Linked DNA regions of Homo sapiens: region 1 is linked to region 2. Evidence: read pairs that join two places in POLR2A ChIA-PET (ENCODE). Cell type or tissue: PC-9. All regions are shown on one strand. Each heading gives the region's core, and the rest is flanking DNA. Links, peaks and the distances in the headings are about the cores only. Region 1 holds the start of HES2 (hes family bHLH transcription factor 2). Region 2 has its middle 20 kb from the start of PLEKHG5.

Evidence for each region. Peaks named below come from ENCODE experiments on the same cell type or tissue, not always from the same donor. Only the 100,000 strongest peaks of a DNase experiment are listed, where the experiment ranks them.
Region 1: POLR2A ChIA-PET joins it to region 2 with 12 read pairs; 4 of 35 experiments call an interaction of 5 or more read pairs at or near these places.

The regions. Positions count from the first base shown.
Region 1 is chr1:6,416,491-6,430,940 of GRCh38, forward strand. HES2 (hes family bHLH transcription factor 2) reads right to left here and starts at 3,429. Exons shown (of 4, transcript NM_019089.5): 1 at 3,286-3,429; 2 at 3,117-3,212; 3 at 2,751-2,850; 4 at 1-2,663. The coding sequence starts at 3,330. The coding sequence ends at 2,383. It overlaps ESPN (espin), which reads left to right and starts at 8,286. Exons shown (of 13, transcript NM_031475.3): 1 at 8,286-8,759; 2 at 11,736-11,929. The coding sequence starts at 8,466. MIR4252 (microRNA 4252) reads right to left here and starts at 13,406; the gene lies at 13,344-13,406. RefSeq lists enhancers at 7,001-7,615, 7,616-8,229, 12,068-12,187 and silencers at 8,226-8,385, 8,416-8,465. In PC-9, for the core only: no CTCF peak of the experiment used is centred there; no DNase peak of the experiment used is centred there; H3K4me3 peaks cover 941 bases.
Region 2 is chr1:6,503,571-6,518,913 of GRCh38, forward strand. It overlaps a transcript of PLEKHG5 not described here. Among named protein-coding and RNA genes, the nearest start is that of PLEKHG5, 20 kb to the left of the region's middle. RefSeq lists enhancers at 3,227-3,727, 7,990-8,804. In PC-9, for the core only: no CTCF peak of the experiment used is centred there; no DNase peak of the experiment used is centred there.

The sequences.
Region 1 (14,450 bases), core at 1-5,000, 91 kb before region 2:
CCCCTCCCTTCCAGGGCCCACTGACCTCCTGACTCAGGCTCCCCCGAGTGCCTGACCCTGTGAGTCACTGGCCCATCTACAATCCTTCTCCCCGTGACTGCTTGAGTTGTAGCTTGATTGGAGCCAGGTCAATGCAAGTCACAGAACTGCGAACTGAGATGGACTCTCAGAAGCAAGAGGTGGCAAGCATGGCGGAGAGGAAGCGAGGGTCCTCCTGGCTGGTTAGATCTTACAGAGTTTAAGCTGTACTGAGAGTTTTTATGAGGACAAGGGGCCAGTCCTGTGCCTGCCTGATGTGGAGTCCTAGGCGGGCTTGGGCCGCAGGTTACCTGCTCCCGGAGGCTCACAAAGGCAGTGCCAACAGGCGCTCATTCTCAGCAATGGGTGAAAGTAAGAGGAACCTGCCCTCCCTCCTCTCCACACCTCCCCAGTATTTGTCCTCATGGAGTAAATATCCAACAGTGATCCCAGGGCATGGGAGTGGGAGTTAAGGCAAATGCCAGACTGTCCAAGGCTCATTACAGGGTAGTCCTCTCATCCTCTGCTCACTAGTCCACTATATTCAGTGAGCACCCACTGTGCACCCTGTGCCTTGGGGACGTGGAGGCACGCTCAGCCCCAGCCTCGCCCTCCGGGAGCTTACAGTCTAACCCTCTGGGCACAGGGAGGTGGGAAGATGGCACGGCCTTGCTGGGAGCCTCACCCTGTTGGCTGAACAATGATTTTTTCAATAATGCCTACAGCTTCCTTCATATCCTGCCACCCAAACCAGTGCCAAGGTCATCATGGGCTTGTGTGGCACAGTCAGATTTAGTGACCATCCCCACTCCCACATTGGTTCTGTCTTCTTGCCCCCGGTGCTCTGGTCCCTAGCACAGGCTGCTGATTTGGGGACTCGGGGGAGAATCCTCCACCTTCTGCAAATGCTTAGCCATGAAATGACGGGTGTTTGCCTGACTATGATTTCATGAATCCCCCATGAAATGATGGGTGTTTGCCTGATTATGGGCCAACAGTGCCCCCCACTCCTCGTGGGCACTCCTGGGATCAGCAGCCCCTTCCTAGCCTTCACAGGGACTCTAGGCCTCCATGGAAAAGAAAGAAATAAAAAATTTTTTTTGAGACAGAGTCTTGCTGTGTCACCCAGGCTGGAGAGCAATGGCTCAATCTTGGCTCACTGCAACTTCAGCCTCCGAGGTTCAAGTGATTCTCTTGCCTCAGCCTCCCGAGTAGCTGGCACATGCCACCACACCCGGCTAATTTTTGTATTTTTAGTAGAGACGGGGTTTCACCATATTGGCTAAGCTGGTCTCGAACTCCTGACCTCAGGTGATCCACCCGCCTTGGCCTCCCAAAGTGCTGGGATTACAGGCGTGAGCCACCGCGCCCGCCCAGAAAGAAAAATCTTAACAAGTTGCTTCCAGTAACCAGTCTCAATGAGTAGCAGGGAGTAGTTTGCAAGAAAAAAAAACAAGTGAAGATGTTTCCCATTCTTTAACCTGCTCCATCCCTCAAATTCCTGCTGCTCCATGGCAGGGGCCCTGCTCACCCCACATTGGCACAGACTCTGCTGGAGTCAGATCCTCCAAAGCCACAAGCTTCCTTGAGGCCACGGGGCCGCCTCATTCTTGTTCTGCCCCTTCCTCACACTGAAAGACTGCATAGCCTGGGGTGCAATGCCCAGGTGTGAAATTGATGCTCGGGAAAACAAATCCTTCCCAAAGTCACTTAAGGAATCCCCCAGCCCCACCGCACAGACCCCTGGATGTATACTGCCCCTATAATTCTGCTCTAGGCAGAAAAGCCTAGGAGTGGAGGTGACAGCTCCCAGCATATGCACCCTTTTGCTCTGCTCTGCTGCCCTGTAGAGCCCTGGAAGTGACCAGAGCCCTTAGGCTACTGCTGCTGCATGCCCAGAGGGTCCCAAGCAGAGCTGGGCAGGAGGTAGGCCCAGGCAGGGCTGGGAGAGCAGTGACCAGGCAGGGTGCACGGCTGCACTTTGCCCAGGTCCTGGCTCTGGCTCTGGTCTGGTGCCAGTGCTGGGGTGGGTGTGTCGGCTGCCCACGCAGCTGCGGGGTCCAGTTCCAGAACTATCTCCACCAGCTGGGATGGGGGGCTTCTTCTTCACCCTGCTGCCTCTTGTCCTTTCTTCTCCAGCCAAGTTGGGGGTGAAGCAGGGACGCTCCTTTTATTCCCTGAGCCGAGCCCCAGCCCCAGGGCTTTCAGTCTGCCACGCCAGTCACAAACAGCCGGCTTCCGGCCTGGGTGTGGGTACTGGGCTGGCCCCTAATGATGGGAACAGCAGCCGCCACCAAGAGCTTCAACCTGTCCAGTGCCCCAAGGTCCCAAGCAGTCGGCAGGGTCTGTGGATCGGCCGAGGGGCTACCACGGCCGCCAGAGGCCAGGGCCGCAGGGAGGCGAGGGCGGCGAGGGCACCGGAGCGGATGCGGGCTCTGGGGCAGACGCGGGCGCTGGGGCGGGGGCAGACGGGCCACTGGAATCCCCAGCGCGCCCGCCGTCCAGGGTGGCGCTGGCCGCTCTCCGCCACAGGTGCTCCAGCAGGCGCGCGCTCACGGCGGGCTCCAGGACACGGCAGGCGGGCAGCACGCGGGCCAGGCGCGCCACACAGGCGCTGTAGCCCTCGCGGTAGCTGTCGCAAGGCACTGCGGGCGGAGAGCCGCGTGAGGCGCGGGGTAGGGTGCCGGGTGCGGGGTGCAGAGCGCGCGGCAGGGCAGGGAGGGCTCACTCACGGGGCGCTGCCGTGGGCCATGAGGACGCAGGCAGCTCCTGCAGGAAGCGCACGGTCATTTCCAGGACGTCTGCCTTCTCTAGCTTCGAGCAGTTGGAGTTCTGCGCCCGGCCACGAGGAAGAGCGACAGAGAACCACCAAGACAGAACTTTGGCCGGCTACCGTGCGCACCCTCGCTCTAGTCGGGAGCTGGGTGTGGGGCGCGCCGTGGCCTGCTGGGGGTCCGCTCCGACGCGCCCACCCCACCCAGGCTCCGCCTCGGGCGCCGCGCGGAACCCCCTGGTGGGTTCCTCCCGCAGGAGCACCCCGTCCCCCTGCCCCCGCTCCGCGCCCCAGGACCCTCTGCCCTCCGCCCGGGCGCGCTCACCTCCCGGCCCAGCAGCGGCAGGATGAGCCCCTTAAGCTGGCTCAGGCTCTGGTTGATGCGCGCGCGCCGGCGCTTCTCCAGCAGCGGCTTCAGGCTCTGCGGACGGGCGGCGCGGTGGTTAGACGGGTCCCCGGAGTCCCCAGCCCCGCCCCCAGTCCCCGGTACCCACCTTGCGCAGCTCCGCCGCGTCCCCTGCCCGGCGAGGCAGCCCCATGCTCCGCGGGGAAGCGGTGGCAGCTGCGAGCCCCACGCAAAGGGAAACCGAGGTCCGAAATGAGGTCCCGGGCGCGGCCCGGGCTGGTGCCAGACGAGTGCGCGCCCCGCCCGCGGCCGAGCTTTAAGGGAGCGGCTCGCCCGCCCCGCCCCGCCCCGCGGAGTCCGGCCGCCCGCTGGTCCCACCTCCTGCCTTTGTTCCTGCGCAGGGTGGAGCCGGGAGGGGAGACCGCGACGCCCCCGGGGATCCCGCTCCCCGCCTTTGCGTCCTGTCTACCGCGGGGTGGCGGCCCCCAGTTTTCCCCGAGCACCTGCGGGAGAGTGGTAAAGGCGCCATCGGGGGCCTTCGCTGCGTGACCCCGAGGGCAGGAGGGCCAGGTGGGGCCAGGCCTTGCCTGACTGGAGCTACGGTCCCTCCTCTCCAATGCTGCCCTTCATTCATTCCCCAGGCTCGGGTTCAGCGTCTTCTCTGAGCCCCGCCCTGGGCCGCAGCAGGGGACCCAGCGGTTACGGGAGCTCCCATGAGGGACAGCAGCGGGAGGGACTTGCACCCCCAGCTGCTTTATCGGGTGAAGGGCTGAGCTGGACGGGAAATCCGAGTTCCGGAGAAAGGTCGTGACTTGCTCCAGTCCTCGACGCTGGGAACAGGCCGAGCCTGGACAAGGGCCCCAGTCGCTGGACGCCCGGCTCTAAGGAGCCCGTAGAACCCTTCGGCGGCTTGCCTAGTTAAGAGTCTTTTGGTTACCCCACTCCAGGCTTTGGGTGGGGAAACGGAATCCTAGAGAAGCAGAGGCAGCCCTGGAGCCCTCGGAGCTCGTTTTCATTCCCACCGGCTAGGGGTCCGGGTTCTCGCCCGCAAGACAGTCAGGGCTCATGTGACGCGCGGGCAGGACAGTTTTGGGTGCGGGCCCCAGTGGCCCGCCCAGGACCGCCTTCGCGCCGCGTGGCCGTTGCTGCGGCAAACTGGCTGGCGTCCCCCGCCCATCTGCTCCGGGCTCCCCTCCCCCGACCGGCTGGCGGGGCAACGGCCACGCCCGCGAACCACACTGCGAACTGCCGGGCAGAGAGATGACTGGAGGGATCCACAGAGCCAGCCAGGAGGAGTTCCCCTATGGGGCGGGGCCAAGGAGGGCTCTGTCCAGGGTGTTGGATGAACCCCCTGTCCCCCGAACCCCACTTCCGAGCTCCACCCCTGCCGCTAGCCCCACGTCTCCCTCCTTCAGGGTTCTCGCCGCAGGGTGGAAGAAGGCCAGCGAACACACTGAGGGGCCCGGAGAAGCCTGGGCCAGGGGAGCCCAGGCCACCCATACCTATCTGTGGCATGGGAAGGAATGTAGGCCACCTTTCATGGACACTTACTGTGTGCCAAGCTCAGGGCTTAACGCTTTAAGGCTCGCTAACCTGCATTAACCCTCATAAAAGACCTAACAAGTAAGAATAAATCCTTCAACAGATTTGGCCCAGCAGGGCTTGGAGGAACCTGAGACCTTGTTCTCCGTGGTTGAGGCCAGTTTGACTCCATAGGCCTCCCCTAAGACAATTAATTGTTCTTTAAGAGCTCAAAAAACTCTGTGGATCTTTTCCCTCTCATCCCCAGGCCAAGCGACTTAGCTTGGCTGACTCAGGTCTGCACCCACAAGTCCGCCTGCAGCATCTGCATCTTGGGGAGGGACTGACCCTAGCTCCTGGGAGAAAAAGGCTGAAGGAGGAGGCTCCCCTTAGAACATCCCCCTCCAGGTTTGCGGACCACCATTTGAAGACTGAATGGCAGGGGAGCAAACACCATTTCCATTGCCAGTTACCCCCAGTTAAAAATATTTCTTCCTCTACTCTCCCATTGGGTAAAGGACTTTAACCAAGTAACCCACAGTTCTCTTCAACTCAAGGATTTTCAGGTTTTGCTGGTTACTTGGAAGGAGTGGTCTGGAATCAGAGGAACGTTAAAGACAGCTAGGTGGGCAAATGTCGGGTGCAGGCTTTAGGGGAACTGGGACCACCTAGGATACAGTAAGGATACACTCCACCCCTGGTCCCTATTCTTGGGAAGTGCCCTGGCCCTTGGGTTGAGGAGAAACCTGGGGTGGGCTGGGGTGAGCCCAGCAGAGGGGTGAGAGAAGCCCTCCTGGGGAGAGAATCCCTAAGCTGATAGCTGGAGGGTGGGAGACTCTAGGGGTGCTGTGGGCAGAAGGAACCTTGGGTGGAGAGGAAAGAAGAGCCCAGAAGGCTCAGCCAGGGAGTGAAAGCTTTGCCACTTCCCATCTGTGTCATCTCAGGCAAAATGCTTTAAAAAAACAAAACAAGGCTGGGCGTGGTGGCTCATGCCTGTAATCTCAGCACTTTGAGAGACCAAGGTGGGCAGATTACTTGAGGTCAGGAATTCGAGACCAGCCTGGCCAACATGATGAAACCCCATCTCTACTAAAAATACAAAAAATAAAAAAATTAGCTAGGCATGGTGGCGGGCAGACACCTGTAATCTCAGCTACTTGGGAGGCTGAGGCAAGAGAATCACTTGAACCTGGGAGGCAGAAGTTGCAGTGAGCCTAGATTATGCCATTGCAATCCAGCCTGGGTGACAAGAGTGAAACTCCATCTCAAAAAACAAACAAACAGGCCGGGCACAGTGGCTCACGCCTGTAATCCTAGCACTTCGGGAGGCCAAGGTGGGCAGATCACGAGGTCAGGAGATCGAGACCATCCTGGCTAACACAATGAAACCCCGTCTCTACTAAAAATACAAAAAATTAGCTGGGCGTGGTGGCAGGCACCTGTAGTCCCAGCTACTCGGGAGGCTGAGGCAGAAAAATGGCGTGAGCCTGGGAGGCGGAGCTTGCAGTGAGCTGAGATTGTGCCACTGCACTCCAGCCTGGGCGACAGAGCAAGACTTGTCTCAAAAAAAAAAAAAAGAAAAAAAGAAAAAAAACCCTCCCTATCTCTCCATGCCTCATTATCCCCGACTGTGAACTGGGAACAATAGTTGTACCTCTCTCATAGCACCTCTGGATTAAATATCCATGTGAAGCATGGTGAGCACTTGGTGGGTGGTACAGATTTCATAAAAGTGCTACTGCTGCCGTGAGCTCCCTAGGGCTGCTGGGGAGGACCCAATTGGCCCGGTGGACATGGGAGAGCCCGGAGAGGACAGAAGCCTGGCAGGAAGGGCCTGGCTCACAGCCTGAGTTTGAGTCATGTCCCGAAAGGAGTCTGAGAGGTTGGTCAGCAGGGGTGGGTGCTCACATGTGGCACTAATGGAGATGTCATTAACAACAGTGGCAGGGGCTCAGGGGCATCTGCTCAGCCCACTGGAATAGCAATAAAGCATCACCTAGCCCTGGCCCACAAAATCACAAAACCATGTGCTAGATGAGCTCGTCCATGACCAAGGTGGCCACCTTAGGAGTGGAGAACACAAATTGCAGGGCCTTTTGGAATGGAGGAGGCCCAGGGGAGGGGTGCCCAAGACAAGCCATTTTAGCACCTCCTCCCAACAGTACCCCTGCCACTTGCTGGCCTCACGGCACACCTGCCTCTGGGCACCCAGAGGAGGGCAGCGCCAGCCGCAGTGAGCCTGTTGCTTTGGCCACCAGCTCCAGCAGCGAGGCTGCGAGGAAATGACTCCTCCTTCCTTTTGTCTGCAAACCACTGGGCAAGCGTCCCAGATTCCAGCGGCCACAGGTCCCATGGAGAGAGTGAGGGCGATCTGGCCTGGTGGAAGTCGTTGGAAACCCACCTGGCTAGGCACAGCCCAGCAGCTCCAGTTACCTGGGCACCTGGGAGCGCGGGAGGCCATCACGCAGGTCGCCACTAGGTGGCAGGCCCAGGGAAAGGACCGGAGGCAGCTGCCGAGTTTAGCACTATGAGTTTAGCACTATGACTCCCACTGTTCCTGGAAGGGGCTTCCTTCATTCTACAGCATTTCCAGTGCTGACTGTGCCAGGCTGGGGCTGGGGCGGAGTGAAACCTTCAGCCCGGGGTGGGGCCAAGCCCCCACGGGACTCCAGAGGGGGTGGGTGTTGGGACAGGAAGGGCACAGGGTGCTTCAAGATCGCTGATAGGCCGCCTGCACTCCCACAGCCATGTAGCTCCCACCTTCTGTCAGCTTTTCCTCGCGTCCTTTGGGCACTAGCCGCTCCCACGGCTGGTGTTCAGTGGAGCCTGCAGGGTGGCTTGGCACACATTCGCTCTCCTGCCCGCGCCCTCTGGCACTTTCCTGAGCCCCTGCAGGGGTCTCAGCCCCCTCTCTCTGGATGCCGGCGCTCCCGCGTCTCCCCACAAGCCCTAACCTCCCACCCATCCCTGCCTTCTGTGTGGCTGGAAGCCCCTCCACACCGACAGCGGCTGCGGGCGGCCTGAGGCCATGGCGTTCCCAGCGCACTAGTGGTTCCCGTCCTGCCTTCCTGCCCTCCCCGCTGGAACCTCTGGGGGCAGTTCTCGGATCTGGAGGGACCCTGGAAGGCAGGGCTCTTTGCAATCTCCGGGGATTTCGACCCAGAGCCCTTCAGGGACGTGGCAGGGCTGCTCCTGCCTCAGGGCCGTTGTCCTCGTGCTCCTCACCCCGCCTGGAATACCCTTCTCGCCGCTCAAACCCAGCCCCACGGCACCTCCTCAGAGACCTTTCCCTGTCCGCCCACGCGGTCCCGACAATCACTCCCCATCACCTCTGGAATTGCGTCGCCGGCGCCTGGAACCGCAGTTAGCGGGCACTGGGCAGATGAATGAATTTGTCTGTGCCTGGACGGCTCTCCAATTCGAACCCAGTTTTGCTGCCCTCTGGGGTCTCAACTGTTACGTGAGGCAAATTAGGAGAGAAGCCCCTGGGCACCTTGCCCCAGTCGCACGAGTGTCCCCGCGTCGCGGCGGGGGCGGGCGGGGAACTCGGGCGGAGGCTGCGGGGCGGGGCGGGGCGGGGTGGGGGCGGGCCCGAGTCTTAAGCCGGCGTCCGCGGGCTCCGGCCCCAGAGCGCGGCGGAGCGGAGCGCCAGGCAGCGCGGAGCGGAGGCCAGGCCCACAGCCGCTCCGCCTCCCGGCCCGCAGATCCCCGACGGCCGCACCGCGGGCTCCTCTGGCCCGCAAGAACACGTGCATGGCGTCCTGGGGAAGGCGCTGAGTGCGGAGTCGCGGCGCCGCACGCGGCACCATGGCCCTGGAGCAGGCGCTGCAGGCGGCGCGGCAGGGCGAGCTGGACGTGCTGAGGTCGCTGCACGCCGCAGGCCTCCTGGGGCCCTCGCTGCGCGACCCGCTGGACGCGCTGCCCGTGCACCACGCGGCCCGCGCTGGGAAGCTGCACTGTCTGCGCTTCCTGGTGGAGGAAGCCGCCCTCCCCGCCGCGGCCCGCGCCCGCAACGGCGCCACACCGGCCCACGACGCCTCCGCCACCGGCCACCTCGCCTGCCTGCAGTGGCTGCTGTCGCAGGGCGGCTGCAGAGTGCAGGTGGGTCCGCGCGGTTCGCCAGGGGCACTGAGGCTTCCTCCTCAGGACAGAGTCCTGGCCCAGAGTCCCCCGGGGCTCAAGGATGGGTGGGGTTTGGCACCTCCTGGCCCAGCTGAACCCTGCACGGAGCTCCTTCCAGAGGCCCTCAAGTGAATGGGCTCCCTGGCTTGCCAGTACTGGGGCAGATGCCCTGGCGAGCCTGGGTGCTCCCTGGAAGCGCACCTGGGTGATGGGAGCCAGAAGGGAGGGGCCTCCGTGGGGCTTGTGGTTACTAGTGTGTACCGGGAGAAGCAAAGCACTGATCCTGTAGTCCTGGAAGTGGGTGGGACGTGAGGCCTGGGCAGCAGAGTCAGACGCCCGTGTCCTCCAGGACCGGATCTGAAAGGAGGCTGGGCAAAGTCCCACAGCCCACCCGAGGCTGAGATTCAGGTGTCCCAGCCAGGGTGTGGGGGAAGGGTGATGAGCCGTGGTAAATGGGGGTCTCCCCATAACCCAGGCTGACCCCAGGACATCAGTGCTGTCAAGCTGTCAGCTGCTTCTCCAACCCAGGCTGATTCTTGCTGCCTCCAGACCCCACCTGGTCACTCTGAGCAGTGACCTCCAAGGGGAGTCCTGGCTGCTGAGAAGCAGGTAGCCAGGCAGCGGTGGGACAGTTCCAGGCACAGGGAACAAGAAGTGCAGAGCCCTGAGGCATGCACGCTCTTGTCCTGTCGGAGGGCCAGCCTCAGGCATCATGTTCAGAGTGGGTGAGGAAGGGAAAAGCTGCCAGGGCCAGGCCAGAGAGTATCATAGGCCGAGGTTAGGGATTTGGATGAAATTCTGGGTGTGGGGGCAGCCATGGGAGGGAGGAACCACAACCGATTTCCACTTAGACCACTGGGTGACCTGGAGATGGAAGGGGAGGAGTCAGGGTAACTCTAAACTGGCTTACTATGCCCCAAAGATGGCCAGGCCAACCCCACCTTCTGCCTTCAGATAGCAAGCCCCTCTTCCCACCCTTCCTGGGAGATGGCCCACCTGCTATCTCTCAGTGGGCCCTGTTACCAGGGCTTCCTGGCCAAGTGGCCCATGCCCACTCTTTTGGGCGGTGGCATGCCTCCCAGATCCAGTGTCCAGCCCTGGCCAGAAGCCTCTCTGGCCAGTGCAGAGGAGCTGGGAGAAGCAGGTGGCCTTGGGCCCAGCTTATCGTCTCCTGCCCTCTGGGCTGGGCAGGCTTGGGTGTGGGGGGAGAAAGTGTGGGGGGGATGACCTGGATCCTTGGGCTTGCCCAGCCCAGAGAGATAAGCTGCTTTAGGGTGTGGTCCACCACGCACGAGGCTCCTGGGGCCTGGACACCTGGACAGCCTGGACAGGCACAGGCCAGAGCCCACAGGCCTGTGGCCCTCTCCTTACAGTTTCCACCACTTAGAGGCCCAGAGCCAGTGGGACCCCTGGAGCTTCAGACCCACAGTCCCCAAGGCCAATAGGAAGGGAGCGCCTTTCTCAGGAGCTGGGGCTTAGGTCACATTTCACCATGGTTCTGCCTGGGTGCCCGCTAGCCAGCCCCGACCTTTGGGCTCGGAGGGGACAGACTGAACCAGTCTCTGGCCCCCCCACTCCCAGCTTTCTAGCACACAGGAGGGGCCTCGGTGTTGTCCTCAGCTTCCTATGGGCCATCACATTCTCTGCCCCATCTTCCTCCCTGCCTCCTTAGCAGGACAGCCAGACAATTGCCCCCACCCCGCAGGCTGCCTGAAGACCCTACTAGTGGCCCCGGCGCCCCCAGCTCCCTCCGTGCCCTCTTTTCCTTGCATTTCTCACGGGAGCCTCAGAGGTTCTCTTCCCACCGTGATTTGACTTCCTGAGGCCTGGGGTCTCTTGCCAGCTCCTGCCGCCTCTGCCAGTCTGTAACCACAGTGCCCTCTCTCTGGGCAAGGCGGGGCAGAGAGGCTTTACTCCCTGATCCTAGTGAAGTGTGTCCACTGCATCCTGCACCCAGAACCCTGCCCACCCCTCTGTCATCCTATGTGCTTGGTGCTGGGAGGTGGTTCTGTTCCCGAACCAGTACCCACTCTGCCAAGTGCGGCAGCCTCTGTGTCTAGATGTTCCCGGGAATTCTCCTCCCAGCACAGGTCCTGTAAGCACTCCCCTCCAGCCCCTTTCTCAGCAGACACACACAATGGGGTGTGCACTGATGACACATTCAGCAGTTCTGGGCCCAGACCTCTGGCCCCACCTGCTCTGAGGTCCCCGGGGGGAGTTTTGTCCAAGCCCTCCCAGAGGCCACCACTAGCCTGCACCTAGCACCCCTGGCTGACTGCCCCGGACCCGCCCACCAGTACCCAGCAACTTCCACCTCCACAGGGGCGAGAACACAGGCTGCTCCTGTGGCTGGGCACTGGCGAGTCTGCTGGGGGAGGGGCCGGTTTTCTGCACTGAGGTTGGGTTCCTGGAGGCGTACCAAGGTGGAGGTCTCTGTTCCCACGTGACACCGAGGAAGGGTGGAGAGATCGGGGGCAAGTGTTGGATGCAGGGGGTGACCCCCAATCCTGATGCTAGCTTGGTACAGCCCCACAGCCCCCCTTCCTGGCCCTGCTCAGCCCAGTAACCCTGTGTCACTCCTTCAGGCATTCCCTGAGTCCCTGGGAGTCAGGGCTGTGGCCCTGGGCCTGGTGCCAGTCTCCTGCCGTGACAACCAGGTGCCTGTCGTGTAGGCAGCTCGCAGTCAGGACCTGCAGCCTCTGAAAACCCTGCACGGTGCTGCCTATTGGCTACGGTTCAGAGAGGGCCAGTTAGTTGCCCAAGGACAGAAGCAGGACTCAAACCCAGGATCCGCTTGACCCAAAAAAAACATTGCTGAATGAGGCCTGGCCAATCCCTCCAGGGAAGACAGAGAGCACAGAGCTACCTTCCAGGCCTGTGGGAGTCTGGGAGTGGCCCAAGCCAGGGGCGGGGCAGCAACAGGCTTTAGGACTTGAACCAGCTCTCCTCCCACAGGACAAAGACAATTCTGGTGCCACAGTCTTGCATCTGGCTGCCCGCTTCGGCCACCCCGAGGTGGTGAACTGGCTCTTGCATCATGGCGGTGGGGACCCCACCGCGGCCACAGACATGGGCGCCCTGCCTATCCACTACGCTGCCGCCAAAGGAGACTTCCCCTCCCTGAGGCTTCTCGTCGAGCACTACCCTGAGTAAGATCACCCCTCTTAAGGGGTCCTCTGGGTGGGCTGGGCCAGGGCTTTGGGGGATGCCTGGGATTTTCCACGCCTCTCTGGCACTCCAGGGCAATGATCCCTCCAGTGGCCATCCTGGGGCCAGAGGGCCAGGCCAGAGAAATGGCTCCCACTCAACATGAAATTTTCCCCTCCTGGAAAACCCCTTCTGGGGCTGCCCCCAGAGCCCTGCAAGCAGGTGCTCCCAGCATCCTCAGCTGCCCGGCCGCACACAGCTGGACCTGGGAGGCTGGGCACACAGGCCAAGGTCACCTGTTCCCCTTGGGCTGCTTCTGCCGCAGGGGCTCTCTCTGGCTCAGGCTGTGCTCATTTGCAAGACTGTTCAGGATGGAGTCGGGGGCAGCAAGGGCAGGAGCGCCTCCTAGGCCCTAGTCAAACAGGCAGAAAGGGAACCCCATCAGTTACCAAGCAGTTAAGGGAGAAAGGCCCCTCCCAGACCCCCACCCCACCTCCTGGCCCCAGAGCCCCTGGCTGGAGGCCATCCAGAGAGCATCTTGTTATCTCCTGTGGCCCCTCAGCCCGTTCCTACTATCAAGGGAAGCATGGGGATCCCAAACCTCCTGGGGAGTGGGCTGGGAGCTCCCCTGGGTGGGGTGGGGGGTCACACAGAGCAGGGGGCATGTGTGAGTCTTGGGGAGGGAGGGAGGGAGGGAGGGACTCAGGTGTTAGGTGCGCCTGGGGAGGCAGGGATCCTGGGGAAAGCTGCCCAGGGCCTGTCTGAGAGGGTAGGGTGCCAGATGCCACAGGGGTCTGAGCGGGGAGTGGGGTGCTCTGATGGGTGACCCTCATTAGTCTAAGTGGGAGCCTGAGATGTAAATGTGAATGTGGACCCAGCCTCAGGACGAGAGCAGCTTTGGTATGAATTCACTGCTTCCAAACAAACTAGGATTTGGATCATGTCAAAGTCAGTGGGATTTAGACTAGGAGGGCCCCAGGGACCCTTGAGTAGAGGGTTCCAACTGGCTCCTGTCAGCACCTCTTGGAGGCTGTCCCAGATTCCTGAGTTAGACTCTCCAGGTTGGGGCGTGGGAGCCACACCTGGGACATGTCCCCACCCTCACGGCGGTGATTCTGATGCACCTGTCCCACCCCCTCACTTCAAGCAGAGGAGAAGGACAGGTCTTGAGAGGGGCAGGTGCCCCTGATGGCGGGACCAATATGGCCCAAGTGTGAACTGGAGGACGCTGAGCCCACCTTCTGCAAGTGCTGGTGGGGACCGCCAGCCCCTGAGCCTTCCTCACTGAGAAGCCGTGATCCCTCCGTGGGCTGGATCCCAGGTGTTAGGAAGACTGGCTGTGCTGTGGAACGCCCTCCAGGGCTCCGGGGCTGGGGGACCCTGACCCCCTCCCAGGCCATGCCAGGTGCTGTGTGTGATTGGGCGCTGGTGCTGACTCAGTGGCCAGATGGCCTGGACTGATGAGCTGCCAGCCCCCCAGGAGTCACCATGAATCTCAGGGAGGTGGACAGAGGGCTTGGGCTCCGTTCCCCACAGCAGCATGTGACTCGACTGATAAGAAGGTGTCTTTGTGTGGTTGCCAGGCTGGGCTCACGCAGGAGGGGCAGCTGGGAATTGGGGTTGGGGGCTGGGGTACCCACTTAACCTCCTACCTTGGGGGTAGGGATTCCTGCTCATCAAGGCTGTGGATATGAGGGCTGGGAGCTGGGGAGGGCAGAGGCTTGAGCTGCCCCAGGACACAGGGCCCCATCAGGGGACCCAGGTGGCCCAGCTTCATGCTCTTGTGAGCCTCTGGGGCCTGCTGTGAATCGTTGTGAATTATTCACAAGGCTCAGCTCTCTCGCTGGCGCGTGGGTGAGCACTGAGGGAGGAAGGGCTCCCGGACCTGCTGGTGGGAAACTCGATCCTGCCAGGGAGGCTGTGGGTGGCCACGGGACGAGGAAGTGACACGCTGCAGAGGAGCTGGAAGGCTGGACAGCCTCGGGGAAGCTCAGCTAATTCCAGGTCTATACCTTGGGGTGTTATAACAGAAAGCGCTTGAGATTGCAGGAATGTCCTGCACGTCCCCCACACCTCCCCGTCTGTCCCGTTCATGGGGCCAAGTCTTCCCAGAAGCAGAGGACTTGTCACACTGACCTCAGGGGCTGCTGCCACGCGGGACCCTCCCTCTGAGCCCTTGTAGAAAAGAGATCTCTCATACAAAATTAGCCAGGCGTGGTGGCGCATGCCTGTAATCCCAGCTACTCAGGAGGCTGAGGCAGGAGAATCGCTTGAACCCGGCAGACGGAGGTTGCGGTGAGCCAAGATTGAGCCATTGCACTCCAGCCTGGGCAACAAGAGTGAAACTCTGTCTCAAGGGGGAAAAAAAAAGAAAAAAAAAAGGCATCTCTCAGTTGGGAGGCATGGGGCTGGCAGGAGCCGGGCTGGGCAAGTCCCAGGCTCTGGGTCTCAGGGAGATTGAGTTGGGAGGATTGGCCCTCCCGGCAGGAGCTCCAGTGGCTGATGGAGGGGAACAAGGGGTCC
Region 2 (15,343 bases), core at 3,542-8,541:
CTAATTTTTTGTATTTTTTAGTAGACACATGGTTTCACCATGCTGGCCAGGTTGGTCTTGAAGTCCTGACCTTAGGTGATCCACCCGCCTCGGCCTAGCAAAGTGCTGGGATTACAGGCATAAGCCACCGTGCCCGGCCTACCCTGTCTTAAAGAGAAAAATAAAGAGCACTTGGCACTGGGTATGCCCTCTCTACGTTAGCTCTGTGGCCAGTGTGATCAAGGGGCCCCAGAGCTGTGAAACCCCAGAAGCAGGAGCCGCCTGCCCCAGAGGCAGGAGAGACAGGCAGCTTCATAGATGTGATTCCTGCATCTGAGCCGTGAGGGCATCCCAAGGGGAGGGACCAGCAGGATGACTGAGATGTACAGAACAACTAAGAGAGCCCAGGGAGGGCCTGCCTCTGCAGACGGCGAGCAGCCCCACTTTGCCCCACCCTGCCAAGGGGAGCACAGTCTGAGTGGGGGCGAGAGGTGGGACACAGGCTCCCATTGGCTGGCCCTGCTGGCTTGGGGCTGGGTGGCTAAACGACCTGGGTCAAGTCTCTGGCTCTGTTGGGTCCTGTAGCACCGTACCTGCCTCAGGTAGGCAGGAAGCTGCCGGGTGAAGAAATAGAGCAGCCTGCCCCCGATCCCACCCTCCGACTCCAGGACAGTGCCCGGCTGAGGGTGGAGGGGAGATTTGCCCCCCCAACATCAGCTGCCACACTCCTCCTCACCCCACCCCCACATCCCGTGCTGCCTCCCGCATCCCCACTGCCTCCACCAGCTGGGCAGCTGGGCCGCCCCTCTCATGTCCTGCCCTCCCTGCCTTCTGCGCACGTCCCGATGGGGCCTGGAGTTGCTGGGGCCTGTGGGACACTGTACCTGCCTCTCCTGACAAGCAGCCACATTCCCCCTCCTCCACAGTGGGGGGCTGGTCACAGGCAGGGACGCCTGGCCTTCATGCCCACCCGGCATCGTCCTCTCTCCTGGGAGCAGCACTTCCCTTCTCTCTTTTTTTTTCTTTTTTTTTTTTTTTGAGATGGAGTCTCGCTCTGTCACCCATGCTGGAGTGCAGTGGCACAATCTTGGCTCACTGCAAACTACACCTCCCGGGTTCACGCCATTCTCCTGCCTCAGCCTCCGGAGTAACTGGGACTACAGGCGCCCGCCACCACGCCCAGCTAATTTTTTGTGTTTTTAGTAGAGACGGGGTTTCACCGTGTTAGTCAGGCTGGTCTCGATTCCCTGACCTCGTGATCCGCCTGCCTCGGCCTCCCAAAGTGCTGGGATTACAGGCATGAGCCACCGTGCCCAGCCTACACCTCCCTTTTCAAAACCCTTCGCTGTATGGTCTGCGGGCTCCCTCTTGCCTCCCAATGTGGACCGCAGGCTGAACCGTCACTCTCCCTGCCTCTGGCCTCACGGATGGGCTCAGGGAAGGACCACGCCAGCCTGGGGAGACTCATCCAGGACAGGCTCCTGCTCCCTGGGCTTGTGGCCTGGGGGAGGCCAGCTCCTGGGCCCGAGGATGAGGCTAATGGAGAAGAGAACCCAGGCCCAGGCCCCGGCCCCAGACAGTTCCACAGTGCTGGGAGCTGGAGATCAGCGCTCCGGTAGCTTCTGCGGACCGGACTCAAGTTTCTGTCACTGCACCAAAGCTCCCTGACAGAGCTAGGTCCCCAGCCCACAGTGCCGGTCAGCCCACTGTGCCGACCAGCCTACAGTACCGACCAGCCCACGATGCCGACCAGCCTACGGTGCCGACCAGCTGAGCTGAGCGGACAGAATGGGCATCCGACAGCCAGCACAGGTGCGCCCTGCCTCTGCCACCGCTGTTTGAAGCTCCCTGTGTGTCATCCCCATTAGTGCTCTCAGCCTCCCAGTGACCCCCAAGGCATCATTATTCCCATTCACAGCTCCCCAACCTCTCACCCCCAGGAGCAGTCCAACGTCCCACCCCTCTAAACACAAGCCACGGGGCTCAGCGTCCCCGAGAGCTCATCCTGCCTCTTCAGGGGCTTAAACTCCCTGTACCTCTGTTTCCTCATCTGTAAAATGGGGACAAAAGGAGAAATGACCCACGTCCTGGGACCTGGAACGTGAATGTTCCAGAACATCTCATTACACCACCCAGCCCTGAGAAAACACCATGGCCTGATCTTGCGGGCGGGGTGAGAGCAGAGGCAGAGGCCAGGCCTGAAGCCCAGTGCAGGGCCCACGCTGCCCAGCCAGGCCAGCCCTGGAGGAAGGACAGCCTCCTCAGCTGCTTGCCTGCCCTCTGGCCCCCAGGGTCCTCATTTCCGGGTCCTCTCCTGCACCAGCGGCAGCTCTCAGGAGTGGCTCTGGCCCCCACACCACCGTGGAGCAAGTGACTGTCAGCAGCATGTGTGTGTGAATGGGCTACAGGCCCTGGCTGGGCAGGCCCGGTGCCAGAGCCTGCTGAAAGTCCTCCCGGGAGGTGGGTTCGCACCTACCCCCGAGGTCCTCGATGATGTCCAGGGTGGAGCTCCACGAGAAACGCTCCACCGTCCCCAGCTCCAGCTCGGCCAGGTCGCCGGGCAGGGCCTCCAGCTCGTAGGTGCCCCGCTTCCTCCAGTAGAGAAACATGCTGAGGCCAGGGGAGGCCGCCCCGCCTGGCCCGCGCCCTCGGAGGCTGGGTGGCCTGGGGACGGGACGCAGGGAGTGCAGGGGCGCAGGGGGTTTCAGGGACCACTGGGGCTGGCCTCGGCTGGCAGGCGCTCCCTCCTCTGGAAGGGGAGCATTCTGGGAGCGGCTGGGGGCCTCAGAGCTGACCAATGGCCAGGGCCCCGGCCCCACACAAAGCGCCTTTCTTCCCCTCCTACAGACATTTTACAAATTTCGCCTTCCCGGCCCCCTCGGAGCCCCCACCGAGGAGACGGGCTGGCCGTCTGGGGACGACAGAGGCCCGGAAAAGAGTGCGATTGTTTCGTGGTCTCTTTGCTAAGATAGGTTTCCAGAGAAGAAAAATGTGCTGCCCGAGGAGCAATTCCGGCTCCCCACCCCTGACCTGTGACCCCGCTCCCAGCCCCAGTGGAACCCTGCAGGATTTCTCAGTGAGGAACAGAAGCACCTGTGGGGACGCCGTGGGCTGCCCCTAGAGATGATTCCAGCTCCTGCCTGGACCCTCCCCAGGAAGCTCAAGGCATGTCCCTCACCTCCACTGAGCCGAGGCCCCCAGAGGCCCCCCAGCAGGGCAGGAGCTGTGGGCCAGGCCTCACCCTCAGCCTGCCTGTGAGGTCTGGGCTCTGCTCTCTGGGCTCCCTTTCGGGGCTGGCCACACTTCACCAGGCTGCCTCCTCCTTCAGATCATGTCGCCTACACCAATGGCAGCGCAGGCATAGAGCCCTAGGCAGCCGAACCTCTGGCATCCTCAGGGGAGCCTCATTGCTCCCGAGCGGCGGGTGGAGCTGGAGGAAGTCAGAGGGCTGGGGGTGCAGACCCTTCACAGAAAGAACCATGAGAAGAAGAAAAAGCGAGCGGACAGGCGGGGAAATGAAAAGCCACTGGTCAGTTGATTCCAGAGTGTTGTCCAAACTGCAAAATGTTCAAGCTAGAAAATAGCAACTCAAAGCCTATGGCAGCCCTCCTGTGGAGAGACCTCTGCCACGGTATCCACGTGACCTGTGCCCCAGCAGGGTCATTGTGGCTTTCCCTGCGTGTGTGGGCACTTCCTTCATGGCACAGATGAGGAAGCTGAGGCTCAGCTTACAAGGAATAGAACTTGTATTTGACCCCAAGACTGTCTAGCTTCAAAGCCAACTTGGGGACCTGAACAAGCAGCTGGGGGAGAAGGTGGGGGTGATCAGAGGGCCATGGGGCAGCCCTTCAGAAATCCAGACTTGAACGGGGCCAAGGGCAGCTTGCACTGGGCTCCCCAGCCAGGCTTTGCTGAGCCTCCTCTGTCTTACCCCACCTGTGCCCCCCCAGCCTGCCAGGTCTGAAGGAGCAGAGCCAGGGCAGAGCTGGCTCTCCTAACAGACCAGATGCCTGGCAACAGAGACCCAAGGCCCAGGCAGAGGGAGCTGGCAGCAGAAGGCTCTGTTTCCGGGGGGCGGGGGGATGGAGGGGTCACCCCAGGGCTGTGGCAGGGGGTGCTGGAGTGGCCATCCAGGCAGCCTGCACGCCCCCAGCTGAGGGCTAAGGTGCCAAGAGGTGGCTTGAATAATTCGAACCATATGCCTGCCTGGCCGGCCCCTCCCGCGCCGGCACGGGGCCAGGGAGGACAAACGCAGGCCCTTGGCCTTCATCACTGGCACCCACACGACCTGGGCCTGAGCCCACAGGAGCTGGGGGTGTCCCTGGCTCGTGTTCATGTGGCAAGTGGCCTGCCTGGGGGTGTCAGACTGAGGCTTAGGGAATAGGACCATCCATGGCCTGGCCAGCCATCTCTGTCTCAGACCCACCATAGCAGAGGCCAGGGCCAGTGGGGTGGGTCCTAGAGCCTTTACCCAGCCTCGGCCCCTCTTTGTCTGGGCTTGGTGGGAGCCACACCTGGTTATTATTTTAGGACAGCCAACCCCAGAACATCCCCGCCTGGGTGCAGCAGAGACTCCTTCCTACCCTCAACTGTGGGCTGAGCACAAGGGGACGCCCCTGCTGCAGCGGTCACCTGGGGCCCCACTCCCAGGCATCCATTTCGGGCTCGGAGGCTGAACCCTCCTGAGGGGCTGCAGCCCTGGATGCCAAGAGGAGGAGGCCGGGCTCCACCCTCCATCCTGACCACACGGAGCATCATCTTCTGTGTTCCCTCTGCCTCCAAATGTGCCTCCTGCCTCCCACCTCCCACCTTCGCTTGTGCTGTTCCTGCTGCCCGGCTGTCCTCCTCTGTCTCCCACGCTCCTTCCATACAAGGCTAGAGGGTCCCCCACCCAGCCTCCCGATGCAGGAAGGCAGAGGCAGCCCCAGTGGGTCAGGGGAGGCCCCCCCAGGCCAGTGAAGCGGACCCCCACAGTGCTCGAGGGTGCAGCGCCAGCCCCTCTCTCTGAGGCAGCAGCTGTCCAAGGCAGGTAGACACACCTGGGCCTTTTCCTCGGGTCTGGGGAAAACCAGGAAACAAGACTGACGAGCGATGCCGCTGACAAACACGGGGGTTGCTCTTGGTGCCTTCAGGGACAGCTGTCTGTCTTGCATTCTGTTGTGTGCCCAGCCTCAGGCAGGCTCTCCACTTACCATGGCCCAATGCCATACTGAGCAAGCACTATTCACACATCATCTCCAATCCACACTTCATCCCCAATAGCAGGTGCTACTGTCCCCACCACAGAGATGGAGAAGCTGAGGCCATGACAGGCAACTTGCCCAGGGCCACACAGAGCTAGGAAGAGGGAGAGCCAGGGCTGAGCCCCAGAGCGGTACACACACTGCTGGCCGCACTGCCCACCCCGCTCTAGGCCTGGCCCTCCTCACCCACCTGTAGCGCCTCTCGAAGTCACTGCTGGGTACAGACAGGGAGCTAGAGGCCCGAGAGAGGCAGGCGGGCCCTCAGCTGGAGGGCTGCTCTCCCACAGCCCCAGACCTATCTCGGGGGACTCAGTCCCCTGGAAGCCTCACGGCCTCTGGACAGGAAGATCCCAGGGGAGCAGAGACAATTGGTTTGTGCCCTCACGCGGGCTGCCCCTGGGGCTGGGAGCTGTGGCCCTGGGCCCGGAGACCCTAAGATTTGCCTCTCGTCCCACCTCTGGTTCCTTCTGTGCTCCAGTGAGCATCCCCTGGCCTGGGGCTGGAACCAGGACAGGCAGAGGGACAGGGGCTAAAGACAAGGGCCCGCTTCATCCCGTTCCTGGCAATGGCCTTGGACATGGGGAGGGGGCGAGTCCTCTGCAAACTACAGCTGTTTCCTTGAGAGCGGAAGTGCCAAGTGAGGGAGGACCCAAGCAGGGTCCACCCCCGCAAGGTCTCGCTGAGTAAGGGGCCAAAAGAGGAAGAGAAACAGGTGGCAGGACCCGGCCATCGACCCCCACGCCAGGAAGCCACGGCCACTCGGGAGACGTAGGCTCTGGGGCACTTTTCCTGCCTAAGCTCACAGGCTGGGGGCTCCACGGGCCCCTGAACATCCTTTCTCCCCTCAACCACCCTGGATGACCCCTTCCCACTGCAGGGGTTTTCTGAGGGCAGCCCCCGGCAGGGGAGGGCTTGGTTCAGGGTTAGGCTTCTGCCTCCCAAGCTGGGCAGCCTCGGCCGTGACACTTCCCGATTCCACATCTGTAAAATGGGTTAAGGAGAGAGCCCCCCAGGGTGTCATCTCCACAAGACCCTGCACGCACAGGGCTTAGCAGGGAGCCTGGCGCAGGGTGAGTGCTCACCCCAAAGGGATAGACTTGGTGGGGAGTCCCTGTACCCAACAAGAGCCCCGTTCCTCCCCGTCCCCAGGCAAGGCCCACTGTGGCCTCTTGTGGACCCCAGGGCCCCAGGTGCAGGTAACCACATTCCTCCCTTCCTCTCCCGGTGTCTGAGGAGGCCTGTCTGGACCCCCAGGGCAGCCGGGGAGAGCCAGCTGCGTGCATGCGGGGCCGCCATGCCCAGTTCTAGCTACCCGGCTCTCATGAGAAGCACCCAGGCAGCCATGCTGTGGGTGAGTGTTTCTGCACAGGCCAGGCTGCAGAGCCCCATTATGTAATCTGGAGAGAGTGGGCGCTAGCCACTCCCCCTGCCCTCTGGCTCTCCTGTCTCTGTTCTTCTGGCCAGGCCCTCCCCAAACGCTCCACCAGGCCAAGTAAAAAGAAGAATCTGCCTCTGCCCGGCCGGGCACAGTGGCTCACGCCTGTAATCCCAGCACTTTGGGAGGCCAAGGCAGGTGGATCACGAGGTCAGGAGTTCAAGACCAGCCTGGCCAAGATGATGAAACCCCGTCTCTACTAAAAATACAAAAATTAGCCAGGAGGGGTGGCAGGCACCTGTAATCCCAACTACTTGGGAGGCTGAGGCAGAGAATTGCTTTAACCTGGGATGCAGAGGTTGCAGTGAGCTGAGATCATGCCACTGCAATCTAGCCTGGGTGACAGAATGAGACTCTGTCTCCAAAAAAGAAAAGAATCTGCCTCTGCCCTCTGGAGGCACAGGCTGAGAACCCTACAGGGCCAATACCTGATAGTGACCCTGGGGGCGGGGGCCAGGTGGGGCGGAGGCCAACCCACCAGCCAGCAAGCAGTGGGCCCAGTGTCAGCACCTGTGGGAGGGGTGAACAGGGCGTGGTGCGGGCAGCACAGACCCTTCCTCCAAATTAAACAATTCTGGGCTGGGCACAGTGGCTCATGCCTACAATCCCAGCACTTTGGGAGGCCAAGGCGGGTGGGGATCACTTTAGGTCAGGAGTTCGAGACTAGCCTGGCCAACATGATGACATCCCGTCTCTACTAAAAATACAAAAATTAGCCAAGTGTGGTGGCAGGTGCCCGTAATCTCAGCTACTCAGGAGGCTGAGGCAGGAGAGTCGCTTGAACCTGGGAGGCAGAAGTTGTAGTGAGCCGAGATCGCGCCACTACACTCCAGCCTCAGCGACCGAGTGAAACTGTGTCAAAAAAAAAAAAAAGTTAAACAATTCTGAAGGCCAGATGCGTGGGTCCAGTGCCCCAGCCCATCTGCCAGTCCATTTGTTTGGAAGATGCTGGTGGAAACCTGGGCCACAACCACCTGGCCCCTGGCCAGCCCGTCCTTGAGCTTCAACCAGGCCTCAGCCTTAGCCCCCAACACCCTCCCCTCCCCACAGTCTCTGATGGGCCCTGTGCCAGCCCTGGGTGCTGCTGGGGTGGGGGATGGACCAAAGAGGACAGGCACCACCAACAAGGACGGTCACTGACTCCTCCAGCCTGGGTTTCCTCCTCTGTAAAATGGAGACAATCCTAAGCCCCGACTAGGGTGATTAAATGAGGCTGCCTGTATGAAAGGACCCCGCTTGGAGCCTGGCAAGCCCGAGAGAAACGTCTGAAGGGGGCTGGCGGTCACCCAGCAGCTGCCGATGCCCACCGCCCCCAAGACAGGAGGGATCCGAGAGGGGTCCCACACACTCCTGTGCTGCCCAGACAGGCCTTTCTCCAATCCTCAGGGCCCCCAGGCGCTGGGACTGAGGCATGTGAGATGGGGGACTGAGGCAGCAGGGCCACGACAGGGCTCACAGAGCGAGGACTGGGCCGGCAGAGCCATGCAGTGGCTTCACCTCCAGGCCTGGAGTGGGCACTGCAGGCTGCCTGACTGCAGCCCCCCCAGAGAGGCTGCCCCCAGCACTGCAGAGAGTGAGTGTGTGACTGCCACTATGGCCTGAATAGAGGAAGGGGGAGAGGGTTCTGCTGGCAGGAAGCCCAGGGCCGGGCAGGGGAGAGGCCCTTGGAAGCCGGGGAGCCCGTGCTACTCTCTTCCCTGTGCTCAGGAACAGACTCCTGCTGGGCCAGGGACCCTCTCAGCCCCCTTTCCCTGGCTGTCCTTACAGCAGGGACACTAACATCTGCCGGTGTCCTATGTATTATACCAGGACTCTGGACCAAGGGCCTTCAAGGTGGCATCTCCTTTAATCTACCCAGTGGCCCTGTGATTGGATCACCATCACCCCGTTTTACAGAGGAGGAAGCGGAGGCTCGGGACGCCTGGAGACCTGCCCATGTCGCTCGGAAGGGGTTGGGTGCTGCCGCAGGGTCTGTCCACCACCCTCCATACCATTGGCTCCTCCTTCACAGCCGAGATATTTGAGCTCCACATGCTGTGGGGTCATCCCAGGCCGAGCGAGTTGTCCTTCCTGCTCAGCACTGTTCAAGCCCTGAGGCCACGTGAGCTCAAGTGGGCTTCTCCCAGCCCCAGATGTGCCCCCTGACTTGGACTCTGGGAGCCATTCAGGCCTGGACAAACCTCCCTGACCTTCGAGCCCACTGGCATGGGCCCCTCCCCGGGCTACCGAGTGTGTGGGGGGCAGGGAAGCCAGACAGTGGGGCCCTCAGGCCCACTCGGCTCACCAGCAGGGTGGGAGGCCCAGTCACTGCCCAGCATCTGGCCGGACCATCATCACCCACCCAACCACCAGCTGCAGCCTCGGGACAACTGCAGCCTGGGGCGGGCCGACCACAAACCAGCTCCCACACTGTTCTAAGCTCTGTCTCCAGGATGTCTTTCAGTGCCATCAGCCCTGCCCTGCGCTGGCACAGCCTCAGGCCACCACCGCCCTGCCTCAGTCCCTCCCCGTCTCACATTTACCCCCTCCAACACAGCCTCCAGAACCAGCCGGGCTCCCCGGGTTCAAATCCCAGCTCCAGCTCCTGCCGGCTGTGCCATCTCGAACAAGTTGGGCCTCAGTTTCCTCATTTATACAGCGTAGGCCTCACAGGCCTCACAGGGTGGCCATGGGGGGGTGAATAAATTAATCCAGGAGAGTCCCCTCCAAACTCAGAGACAGTGGCCAACAGTCACAGCAGAAGAACAGAACGCAAGTCTGCAAATGTCACTGTCTTGATTAAAAGCCTGCCCCCGGCATGGCCACTTAGACCCTGGGGCCCCGCCCACCCACTGTTCCTGGTGGAATCGGTAGCTCCTCTCACTGACGCCTGGATCCCGCTGTGGAGCTCCCCTCGCTCCATCTAGCCTGGGAGCCCTTAGAATCTAGACTCTATCGGGGATGCAGGGCCCAGGCCCAGCCTGGCCCAGGGCAGGTGCCAGGGAAATGCTTATTGATTTGAACTAGAATCAATTTGCAATCAACCATCTCTCACCAGGGCTGACTTCCAAATACCCCAAGGCTTGGTCCAGCTGGGCTCCACCTCACCCTGTGTGTCAAGGTGGCAGGGCTCCCTGGCATCCAAGTAGGACCATGCCCAGAGGGCAGCCCACATGCCTGGATGCCCGCCTGGGGTCAAACCTGGTCCCCTTGGAGAAGCTGAGACTCAGACTAAGACCCAGCAGCTGCCACCTGCCGGGGATTTTTCAGCCTGAGGTGAGGGGAAGAGGCGGAAATGAAGGCTGTTCCTCGGGGCTGTCTGCGGCCAAGCCAGCACAGCTACATTCCAGCCTGACTGCCAGCTGCTGGCCACTGCAGACTTTTAAACCTGGCCAGACAAACTGAGAGACTGGGGCCCTCTCGAGGGCCAAGTCTGTCCAAGGAACAAAGGCTCCTGGGCCGGGCTCCCAACCACGGAAAAGACAGGCTGGACTTCCAGAACAGCTAGGATTTCAAACCATCTACCCCATTGTCGAAACACTGGTCCTGTTGGTTGGAAACTGTCACTACTGTCACTGTGGACATGCCCAGCAGAGACCCAGGCTGCCTCGGATGGGCCTTGTCTGACTGTTGGCCCACAGAAGTCAAGGGCCCTTCCCCGCTAAGCCCAGGACACAGGCCCAGCCTCCAGAGGCAGTTTCTGTGCAGGGCAGCTATGGGGTCTCAACCCATCTTGGCATTACAGAGGAGGCTGTTTCCTGAGAGCCTCCCATATGGGCCTGGAGGGGTTCTGCCTGGATCCTGTTCATTTACATCTCGAGAAGCATAAAGCAGGGACAGGTATGGAGGTTCACGTCTACAGTCTCAGCACTTTGGGAAGCTGAGGCAGGAGGACTCCTTGACCCTAGAGTTCAAGACCAGACTGGACAACATGGCTGAGACCTTGTCTCTACAAAAAAAATTAAAAATTAGCCAGGCATGGTGGCACTCAGCTGTGGTCCCAGCTGCTCAGGAGGCTGGGGTGGGTCTCTGGAACCTGGGAGGTTGAGACCAGGCTGGGCAACATAGTGAGACCGTGTCTCTACAAAAAGTTTAAAAATTAGCTGGGCATGGTGGTATGCGCCTGTGGTCCCAGCTACTCAGGAGGCTACGGAAGAGGATGACTTGAGCCCAGAAGGTCAAGGCTGCAGTGAGTTGTGATTGTGCCACTGCACTCCAGCCTTGGTGACAGAGCAAGACCCTGCCTCAAAAAAAAAAAGAAAAAGAAAGAAAATGGCCGGGTGTGGTGGCTCACGCCTATAATCCCAGCACTTTCGGAGGCTGAGGCAGGCAGATCACGAGGTCAGGAGTTCCAGATCAGCCTGGCCAACATGGTGAAACCTTGTCTCTACTAAAAATACAAAAATTAGCTGGGCATGGTGGCAGGTGCCTGTAATCCCAGGTACTCGGGAGGCTGAGGCATGAGAATTGCTTGAACCCGGGAGGCGGAGGTTGCAGCGAGCCGAGATCATGCCACTGCACTCCAGCCTGGGTGACAGAGCAAGACTCCATCTTGAAGGAAAAAAAAAAAAAGAAAATTGGCCAGCCGCGGTGGCTCAAGCCTGTAATCCCAGCACTTGGAGAGGCTGAGGCAGGTAGATCACCTTAGGTCAGGAGTTTAAGACCAGCCTGGCCAACATAGTGAAACCCCAACTCTATTAAAAATACAAAAAATTAGCCAGGCATTAATCCCAGTTATTCAGGAGGCTGAGACAGGGGAACTGCTTGAACCTGGGAGGCAGAGGTTGCAGTGAACCAAGATGGTACCACTGTACTCCAGCCTGGCGAGAGAGCAAGACTCCATCAAAAAATAAAAAAATAAAATAAAAAGAAAGAAAGAAAATCATACCGAATTTTGGATATAACAACAGCTACAAATAGACAATGTGCTAAATGCTTTGAACATTTAGAGCCTTCAGTAGGAACTCTGCTTCCAACAGTGACGGAGTCAATAAATCAGACCCACCTTCCCATTTGGGACAACTAAAAAAGCTGGATGAGGCCGGGTGTGGTGGCTCACGCCTGTAATCCCAGCACTTTGGGAGGCTGAGGCAGGCAGATCACGAGGTCGAGAGATTGAGACCATCCTGGCTAACACGGTGAAACCCCGTCTCTACTACAAATACCAAAAATTAGCCGGGTGTGGTGGCGGGCGCCTGTAGTCCCAGCTATTGGGGAGGCTGAGACAGGAGAATCACTTGAACCCAGGAGGTGGGGGTTGTAGTGAGCCAAGATTTTGCCACTGCACTCCAGCCTGGGTAACAGAGTGAGACACTGTCTCAAAAAAAAAAATGTATGAGGTTGGGCATGGTTGTTCACACCTATAATCCCAGCACTTGGGAAGGCTGAGGTGGGAGAATCATTTGAGGCCAGGAGTTGAAACCAGCCTGGACAACAGAGCAAGACTCTGTCTCAGCAAAAAATTAAATTAAAAAAAAAAAGACTATGTAAGAGGGTCTTTAGAAGTGGGAAATCTAACCAGAAAGATAAGCAAATTTAATATAGTGTATCCTCTGGACACCACCCTCGGAAGTTCTGGAGGCATGACCCCAGAGTCCCCTACCGCTGCCCCTGCTCCTCTGCCAAGAGCCATGGCATTTCAGCAATGTGAGTGGACAAGAGGGAAATGCCTGGTGACCACATAAGGAGTCACCTGACTAGTCATGCCCCTCATATCTCAGGGACATGGACATGGAAGACGGTGACCACTTACTCTGCTGGTGGGAGAATAAGTGGCTGTCTGGATGACAATCTGGAAATGTCAGAATGAAATTGCTCACAGCCTTCCACACAGAAATTCCACTGTCCTAGGAATTCCCTCTACAGATGCTCTTTCACAAGTGCACACAGACACAGACACAAGAATGTCCACTATGGCACCATTTGCAAGAATGAAAAACTGGGCTGGGCTTCGTGGCACACACCCAGCTATTCAGGAGGCTGAGGCAGGAGGATTGCTTGAGCCCAGGACTTTCAGAGACCAGCCTAAGCGATATAGCAAGACCTTGTCTCAAAAGAAAAAACAAATAGGTGAAATATTGGAAACAATCCAAAAGTTTGCTATTAGAGGCCTGGTTTAAAATTTCAGGCATATCCATGTATATCGTGAAGCCATTAAAAAGGATGAGGAGGCCAGGCGCAGTGACTCATGCCTGCAATCCCAACACTTTGGAGGCCGAGGAGGGTGGATCACCTGAGGTCAGGAGTTCCAGACTAGCCTGGCCAACATGGTGAAACCCCATCTCTACTAAAAATACAAAAATTAGCTGGACGTGGTGGCGGGCATCTGTAATCCCAGCTACTGGGGAGGCTGAGGCAGGAGAACTGCTTGAACCCGGGAGGTGGGGGTTGCAGTGAGCCGAGATCACACCACTGCACTCCAGCCTGGGCAACACAGTGAGACTCTGTCTCAAAAAAATATAAAATAAAAGATGAGGAATGTTTTTATGTATTGGCAAGTTTTTTGTACTGGCATATATATATATGTGTGTATATATATGTGTGTGTGTATATATATATGTGTATATATATGTGTGTGTGTTATATATATGTGTATATATATGTGTGTATATATATGTGTATATATGTGTGTGTATATATATATGTGTGTGTATATATGTGTATATATATATATATATATACACATATATATATATATATACACACACACACACACACACATGTACACTTTTGTTCTGCTTATAAAAGTAATACCTCTGTGGCTGGGCAAGGTGGCTCACACCTATAATCTCAGCACTCTGGGAAGCCAAGACGGGTGGATCACTTGAGGTCAGGAGTTTGAGACCAGCCTGGCCAACATGGTGAAACCCCATCTCCACTAAAAATACAAAAAAAAAGGCCAGGCGCGGTAGCTCACGCCTGAGACCCCATCTCTACTAAAAATACAAAAAATTAGCCAGGTGTGGTGGTGGGCACCTGTGGTCCCAGCTACTTGGGAGGCTGAGGCAGAAGAATGGCATGAACCTGAGAGGCGGAGGTTACAGTGAGCCGAGATCGCGCCACTGCACTCCAGCCTGGGTGACAGAGTGAGACTCCATCTCAAAAAAAAAAAAAAAAAAAGATACAACCAAGCATATGCTGAGAATAGGTGACCATTCTCTGCTGTTCATGGGGTAGGTATGATACAGGGGACACTCCAAAAGGTCTGTAACCCCCAGTGTCACCCACACCTGGACGCAATCTCCCTTCAGTAAATAAGCAGGGCCAGGCTTATTTAATTAAGTGGCCATTTTACTATGTGAGTGCTAGGGGCTCACATGTCAACATGCTGTCGCTGTCACTGTGGCTCACATAACTCTATATTCCCTGAATACTAGCAGGGGATGAGCTTGTGGGGGTGAGCAAAGGAAGAAAAAGTCAGCAGCTCAGATTCCTTGCTGGGGAGGGGATGGCCCTGGGAGGAATTCTCCATGACTCGCTGTCAGCTTCATAAATCTGTCGGGCCAGCCATCAGGGAGACAGAGATAAAGGTTGGAACAGGCTCAGATCTGACGACAAACAGAAGGGTCCATGGCCCAAATGCCCCGAGGCCAGGCCAGGCCAGGCTATCCCGCTGGGGCCGGGATGTTTCCCAGACCAGGCTCCAACTCGGGTAGGAGAATGTTACTGGATTTCATGAACGCTATTCCTGACCCCCGACTCCCAAAATGCGTCATGGCGGATATATATATACATATATTTTTTTGAGACAGAGTCTCGCTCTGTCGCCCAGGCTGGAGTGCAGTGGCTCCATCTTGGCTCACTGCAAGCTCCGCCTCCCAGGTTCACACCATTCTCCTGCCTCAGCCTCCCGAGTAGCTGGGACTACAGGCGCCTGCCACCACGCCCAGCTGATTTTTTGTATTTTTAGTAGAGACGGGGTTTCACCATGTTAGCCAGGATGGTCTTGATCTCCTGACCTTGTGATCCGCCCGCCTCAGCCTCCCAAAGTGCTGGGATTACAGGTGTGAGCCACTGCGCCCGGCCGTGTCATGGCGGATATTAAAAGTAAACTTGAAAATATGGATGTGCAGGGCCAGACGCGGTGGCTCACGCCTGTAATCCCAGCACTTTGGGAGGCCGAGGCAGGCAGATCACCTGAGGTTGGGAGTTCAAGACCAGCCCAACCAACATGGAGAAACCCCGTCTCTACTAAAACCACAAAATGAGCCGGGCTTGATGGCGCATGCCTGTAATCCCAGCTACTCGGGAGGCTGAGGCAGGAGAATCACTTGAACCCAGGAGGCGGAGCTTGTGGTGAGCCATATCGCACCATTGCACTCCAGCCTGGGCAACAAAAGTGAAACTCCATCCCAAAAAAAAAAAAAAAAGAAAAAGAAAAAAGAAAAGAAAATATGGATGTGCAGGAGGAATTTCCTGGCCCTTCCCGAGAGCTACAAAGACAAGGTTGGGAACGGTTCCAGACCATCCTTGCCAGGGGCGTGCAACTTGAAGGCACAAAATGGGACAGTCTGAAGGGCCTTGGGGCATCTTTCTTGCCCCACTTTCTATGTCACAGAGGAGGAAACAGGTAACCCTCCTCTAACACGAGAGCCACAGCAGCAAAGCCAACCTGCCACCAGAGCAACCCTTTGGCATATGTTTTTGTTTTTGTTTGAGACGGAGTCTTGCTCTGTTGCCCAGGCTGGACTGCAGTGGCACGATTTCT